2 separate regions of the Homo sapiens genome follow, and region 2 is linked to region 1. A link is a contact called in ENCODE Hi-C or POLR2A ChIA-PET data. All regions are on one chromosome and are shown on one strand. The core of a region is the stretch at or near the end of the contact, and the rest is flanking DNA. Distances in the headings are between cores, read along the strand shown.

Region 1 (3,473 bases), core at 254-2,753:
TTTAATCTCCAATGGATCCTCAGTGAAGTCCTTAGGGATTTCATTTTCTGGGTTTCAGAAGTACACACACCTGTCATTAGGGCTTCATATGCCTAGCGTGTGACCCCCTGCCCTACCCTTAAGCCTAAGGCAGTCATATGGTTTTTAATGTGTCTATCCTGCCTTGAAACCAAACCTCTCCAAGAACTAAAACAAAAATGTGAATTACTCCTTGCCCTTCAGGCTGCTTCGTTGGAAAGCCTTCCCTCACTTGAGCCCCTTGCTGAGAGCCCTGTAGCACCCTGTGAAGTGGCCCCGTTTTCCTTCCTGTCTATGCAGGCAGGGACCTGGCTGTGGGTGGTGCCCCGTGGGCAGAACCCAGAGGCTGGGGGGCTCCAGTGTCCTTACAAGCACACTTCTCCCATTGCTTGTGAGCCACATCTTTCCTAGCTTCCATTCTCCTGGTTTCATCAGATCTATTAGGATGGTGCAAAAGTAACTGCTGTTTTGGCTTTTTTTTTTCTTTTTTTTTTTGGATCAAAACCGCAATTACTTTTGCACTAACCTAGCTACCTTGAGAGTGGTTTTGAGTGGGAAGTAATACCCATCTATTTTCTGATTTATTTTATTTATTTATTTATTTATTTTAAGATGGAGTTTCGCTCTTGTTGCCCAGGCTGGAGTGCAGTGGCGCGATCTCGGCTCATCGCAACCTCCGCCTCCAGGGTTCAAGTGATTCTCATGCCTCAGCCTCCTGAGTAGCTGGGATTACAGACATGTGCCACCATGCCCGGCCAATTTTATATTTTTAGTAGAGACGGGGTTTCTCCATGTTGGTCAGGTTGGTCCCGAACTCCTGACCTCAGGTGATCCACCCGCCTCGGCCTCCCAAAGTGCTGGGATTATAGGCGTGAGCCACCGCACCCAGCTGTTTTCTGATTTTAAGTAGCTAAGGAGTCTGGCTTTCTGCTGGAATCATTTGGAAAGGTCGTGGGAGAAACATCTCAAGCCTGCCTAGGTTGTCTCTTTAGGGCCTGGCCTCTGGCTTAGGGCACTAGTTGTCAGAACCCAGAAAACAGAGCTATGGGGCCTGTGTCGGGGAGTGGGGTTACTAAACAAAGGTATTTTGAGGTAAAAGACGTGAAGCATTTCTAACGTGGTTCTGTAGTTTGCTTTCCCTAGGTTGTTATGGACCAAGAGACTGTAGCTGACTTTGTTTAACTCTCATGTTCAGGAGTGGAGGAGGGGACTTGAGTATTAACAGCCGCCTTGACACAGTGGGGACCTGGTGGCTGTGGAAGCCTGAGGAGTCGGTGCCTGCTCCTCTGAACTTTCCCTCCCCTCAGCAGATGGTACTGTTGCGTGTTCTCTCTGGTGCCAGTGAAAGAGCTCATTCATGCCATTCACAGAGTAGTGTGCTTAGAACTCAGCCCTCCTCCATCTGCAGGGGCAGGCACCCGCCACGGCTTAGTGGCCACCCTCGGGCGTTGACTTCCTCCCTTCGGCGGCCCTGTGTGTCTGCTGGGCAGTGCACCAGCCTGTGTAGCACCAGCTGCTCGGCTGCTTTGGTAAAAACAAGGGAAGACTGTGAAGCTGTTCTGTGCTCTGCACACCAGCAGGAGAAGCCAGCGGAGGGTGTGGATGGGCTTAGGGCAGTGTCTGCAGTTCCGGATGAATTCTGCCTGTGCCTTATAAACATCTTCTGGGAAGGAGCTGATTTTTGATGGGTGATTGTCCAAGTTTATAACTGGATCCTGTGTTTCACTCCTCTTCTTCTATTTATTTTTATTTATTATTTTTTGAGATGTGGTCTTGCTCTGTCACCAGTCTGGAGGGCAGATCATAGCTCACTGCAGCCTGAAACTCCTGGCTTCAAGCGATCCTTCCCAGCCACCCATAAATCCTTTTAATAAGTTGCAGATGTGATATTACCTCTGTGTACTTCAGCAAACATTTCTTAAGGGCATTCTCTTTGAAAGCAGGGACTGAAACATGTATTTGTACGCCCATGTTCATAGCAGCCCTATACACAGTAGCCAAAAGGTATTATAGAAGCAACCTGTGTCCATTGATGGATGGATAGATAGGCAAAATATGAAGTATTAATCAGCCTTAAGAAGGAATGAAATTCAGGCCAGGTACAGTGGCTCACACCTGTAATCCCAGCACTTTGGGAGGCCGAGGTGGGCAGATCATCTAAGTCAGGAGTTTGAGATCAGCCTGACCAAGTTGGTGAAACCCAGTCCCTACTAAAAATACAGAAATTAGCCAGACGTGGTGGCACGTGTCTGTAGTCCCAGCTACTCGGGAGGCTGAGGCACAAGAATCGCCGAACCCAGGAGGTGGAGGTTGCAATGAGCCTAGATCGTACCACTGCACTCCAGCTTGGGCGACAAAGGGAGACTGTCTCAAAAAAAAAAAAGAAATTCAGAGGTGCTACAATGTGGATGAACCTAGAAGACGTTATGCCAAGTGAAATACGACAACCACAAAAAGACAAATACTTTGTGGTTTCACTCACGCTGGGTACCTATAGGAGTCACTTCCACAGAGACAGAAAGTAGAATGGTGGTTGCCAGAGGCAGGGATTGGGAGTTAGTGTTTAGTGGATATATGGGTTACAGAGTTTGTTTTACAAGGTGAAAGCGTTCTGAAACGCCCAGTTGTGGTGGCTCATCTGTAGTCCCAGCACTTTGGGAGACTGAGGCAGGAATATTGCTTGAGCCCAGGAGTTTGAGACCAGCCTGAGCAACATAGCAAGACCCCATCTTTAAAGAAAATAAATACATAAATTAAAAAGTTCTGGAGCTAGATAGTGATTGCATAGTAGCGTGAATGCACTTAATGTCACCAAACTATACAGTAAAAAATGGTTAAAGTGGTAAGTTTTATGTTACATATATTTTACCATAATAAAAATAAGATTATTAAAGTTTTTACTGTGTCTTAAAAAAAAAAAGAATAAAGGCACTGTCCTCTAAAACCGCATAAACATTTTTTTGCATACAGGAAACTCAACAATGATTGTATCCTGTGTTGAGATTTCCCATATGTTTCCCCCATTCACACAGGTGATGTGTTAATACTAATGCTATGTTAATGTTTTCTTTTAAATAGATATATTTTAGTTGAGCAGGTTGATTTAAAGCACAGGTGGATCTGTGGGTGATAAAAGTGGTAGGTGTGGAAACTGACTGGGGTCTAACCAGCCTGAATGTGTAGTATTCCCCATCCCTGTGGCCCCAGAGCAGAGTTCCTAAAATGCCTGCCCTTGGCCTCCTAGCCAGTGAAACCTCTTAGATTTTCACAGTGAGGTCAGCACTAACCCCACGTGGCTCTTGAGCATCAAAAAATGTGGCTAGTGCTACCGAGGAAATGAATTTTTACTTTAATCAAATTCTAATTAATTTTCAAAGCTGATGCTCAGTTTAGTTAGTGAAAAACATCCAGATATGTTGGGGACACCTCGGGTATGTGAATCTACTTTTTCAGCT
Region 2 (3,473 bases), core at 366-2,865, 850 kb before region 1:
AGCTGAAGCCCTTTGGGAAGTCCCACACAGCACTTGGGTCCTGGGTGCAGGCCCTGTGTGCCTAACAGATTGGCCAGCTCTGGCCGTGTGCTCGTACCCCAGGCAGACAAACAAAACTACTTCCTCCTCTCCTTTCAGGCAGAAAGGGCCCAGATCCTACTGGGGGCCTCCCCAAGGGCCTATTGCCCTGGCCCAGCTGGGCTAGATAACCCCAGGCTCACCCTGGGTGCCTCTCTCACCCCCCTGCTCCTCCTCGGCAACAGCAGCACCTCGTCTGCCCTCTGTGGTCAACAAGGTCTAAGCAGGAGACACGTGGAGCCCTGCTTCTCACTCACCTGCTGTGTGTCCTAAGGTGAGTTGCTCAGCCTCTCTGAGCCTCAGTTCTGCATCTGTGCAATGGGCATAATAGCCCTCCTTAATCATGTGAAGATGCTAGGAGAGGCAACTCTCCAGCACAGCACATGGAGATGAGTTGGGAGTGAGAGAATCAGGACTCTTTGTTGTGACTTAATTCAAGCAAGGCCTTTGTGTTTGCCTGGGGGAGACTCTGGCTTGGGCCTCAGACCTCATGGGCTGAGCTGCCTTGGGCAACTCACTTCACCTCTCTGTGGCTAATCTCTTTTTCTTCTTCTTTTTTTTTTGAGTAGGGTCCCCTCACTCTGTTGCCCAGGCTGGAGTGCAGTGGTGCAGTCTCAGCTCACCACAGCCTCTACTTCCTGGGCTCAAGTGATCCTCCCATCTCAGCCTCCTGAGTAGCTGGGACTACAGGAGCACCACCACCACGCCTGGCTAATTTTTGGATTTTTGAAGAGATGGGGTTTTGTCATGTTGCCAGGTTGGTCTCGTTCAAGTGATCCTCCCGCCTCAGCCTCCCAAAGTGTTAGGATTACAGGTGTCAGCTGCTGCATCTGGCCTTTTTATTTTTGAGATGATGTCTTGTTCTATCGCCCCGGCTGGAGTACAGTGGTGCGATCTTGGCTCACTGCAACCTCCACCTCCCGGGTTCAAGCGATTCTCCTGCCTCAGTCTCCCCAGTAGCTGAGATTATAAGTGTGCACCACCACTCCTGGCTAATTTTTATATTTTTAGTAGAGACAGGGTTTCACCATGTTGGCCAGGTTGGTCTTGAACTCCTGACCTCAAGTGGTCTGCCCACCTTGGCCTCCCAAAGTGCTGGGATTATAGGCCTGAAGTATTTATTTATTTATTTTTATTTTTTATTTTTTTGAGACAGGATCTTGTTCTGTTGCCCAGGCTGGAGTGCAGTGGTGCAAGTACAACTCACTGCAGCCTCAAACTCCTGGCCTCAAGCGATCTACCTGCCTGGACTTCCCAAAGTGCTGGCATTACAGGCATGAGCCACCGGGCCTGGCCTTCACTTCACTTCACTTCTCTGATCCTCCTGGGAAAGTCTGACCATCGGGGCTCTTATTTGCATGGGGTTTAGAGTTTCCAGGAACATGGGGGTACGCTGGCCCAGCTCTAGCACAGTCCCCTAAGACCTCACCACAAACGGCCCAACCTCGCTTCCCCTGACCTGCTTGGGTGATGTGGTCTCCCACAAACTAACGTCTTCCTTTCAGATGTCGCAACAGAATCACCCCCACACCCCTCAGTGTCCGCAGGCCTCGGCCCGCAAACGGACATGCGTCCCCCAGAGGAAGGAAGGGTGTGGAGGGGAAAACGAAGGTGCCCTGATGGGGAGATAACGGGGCTAGAATTCCAAGGCCCCCTCTCTCTGATACCAGGTTCTCCAGGGAGACAGATCTGGGCTTCTCAGCAGAGGCCGCAGCTGGTAAGTGGGCCATTCACAGATTCACGTGGGGTGGCTCTTGGGGGAGGTGGCCACAATGCCATCTTAGTGCTGGGAAAATGCTGGGCCCATACATGTCAGGGAGTGGGGAAGCCCTTAGGCTCTGCCAACACTGGGTTTGATGCGATTCTTTTTAGAGACAAGGTCTCACTCTGTTGCCCAGGCTGAAGTGCACTGTGCCATCATAGCTCCCTGCAACCTCAAACTCCCGGGCTCAAGTGATCCTCCCGCCTCAGCCTCCCAAGTAGCTGCAATCACAAGCTCACACCACCATGCCCGGTTAATTTTTCAATTTTTATTTTGTAGACAGGGTCTTGCTGTGTTGCCCAGGATGGTCTAGAACGCCTGAGCTCAAGCAATCCTCACACCCCAGCCTCCCAGTGTTGGGATTATAGGCATGAGCCACTGTGCCCAACCCTGGACTTGATGTAATTTTATGATTTTAGCTTCCTACAATGCCTTCATTCTATTCATTCATTGATTTCACAAACACTGGCTGAGCCCCAGCTCTGGATGGGCACCATGCTAGATGCTGCAGATGAAGCAGAAGGCAAGATCGGGCCGGGTGCTGTGGCTTATGCCTGTAATCCCAGCTCTTCGGGAGGCCGAGGTGGGCAGATCACCTGAGGTCAGGAGTTCAAGACCAGCCTGGCCAACATGGGGAAACCCTGTCTATACTAAAAACACAAAAATTAGTTGGGCGTAGTGGCTCATGCCTGTAATCCCAGATACTCAGGAGGCTGAGGCAGAAGAATTGCTTGAACTGGGAGATGGAGGTTGCAGTGAGCTGAGATCATGCCACTGCACTCCAGCCTGGGTCACAGAGTGAGACTGTGTCTCAAAAAAAAAAGGCAAGATTGGCATGGTCCCCACCCTTCTAGGGCCCACAGTCTATGAGGAGACAGATGCTGAATGAGTTCACATGCAGGACAGTCAGGCAGAAAAGAAAATAGCAAGGGCAGGCTGGGTGCGGTGGCTCAAACCTGTAATCCCAGCACTTTGGGAGACTGAGGCAGGCAGATCATGAAGTCAAGGGATCGAGACCAGCCTGGCCAACATGGTGAAACCCTGTCTCTACCAAAAATACAAAAATTAGCTGGGCATGGTGGCGCACGCCTGTAGTCCCAGCTACTCGGGAGGCTGAGGCAGAAGAATCGCTTGAACCCGGGAGGCGGAGGGTGCAGTGAGCTGAGATCTTGCCACTGCACTCCAGCCTGGGCAACAGAGCGAGACTCCATCTCAAACAAACAAACAAAATCAGCACGGGCAAAGGCCCTGTGGTAGGAAAGAACTTGGTATGTCTGAGGCACAGATGATGACAGCTAAGGTGTCCAAACGGTGGAAACAACCCAAATGTCCATGAATGAATGAATGGGTAAACAAAACGTGGTTCCATCATCCACACCATGAAATATGATTCAGCCACAGAAAGGAAGGAAGCACTGCTCCATGCTACAATGTGGATGAGCCCCAAAAACATGATGCTGAGAGAAGCCAGACACAAAGGCCACCTAGTGCATGATTCCATTGATATGAAATGTCCAGAACTGGCTGGACACGGTGGCTCACACCTGTAATTCTAGCACTTTGGGAGGCCAAGGTGGGTGGATCACCTGAGGTCAAGAGTTTGAGACTAGCCTGGCCAACATGGTGAAACTCC

What was found. A loop is a pair of places that touch in the nucleus more often than their neighbours do. ChIA-PET counts read pairs that join two places held with the same protein, here RNA polymerase II (POLR2A). Pooled maps may share reads with other maps.
Region 2: a map with no recorded cell type shows a loop between it and region 1 (5-fold over the local background). The contact joins the promoter of HSH2D-AS1 here to the enhancer-like site in region 1. A Hi-C loop is called at or near these places in 1 of 37 single-sample maps with no recorded cell type and 1 of 50 pooled maps. POLR2A ChIA-PET finds 5 or more read pairs at or near these places in 1 of 52 experiments (GM12878).

The regions. Positions count from the first base shown.
Region 1 is chr19:15,286,706-15,290,178 of GRCh38, reverse strand. The region is part of intron 1 of BRD4 (bromodomain containing 4); the gene reads left to right. Among named protein-coding and RNA genes, the nearest start is that of BRD4, 44 kb to the left of the region's middle. Within about 2 kb of position 1,503, at least 15 of the 41 ENCODE cell types and tissues checked have a DNase peak (open chromatin) inside an H3K27ac peak, as active enhancers do; they include GM12878, where a contact is called at or near this core.
Region 2 is chr19:16,138,057-16,141,529 of GRCh38, reverse strand. It overlaps HSH2D-AS1 (HSH2D and RAB8A antisense RNA 1), which reads left to right and starts at 1,615. Exons shown (of 2, transcript NR_199156.1): 1 at 1,615-1,795. It also overlaps a transcript of HSH2D not described here. RefSeq lists an enhancer at 1-44.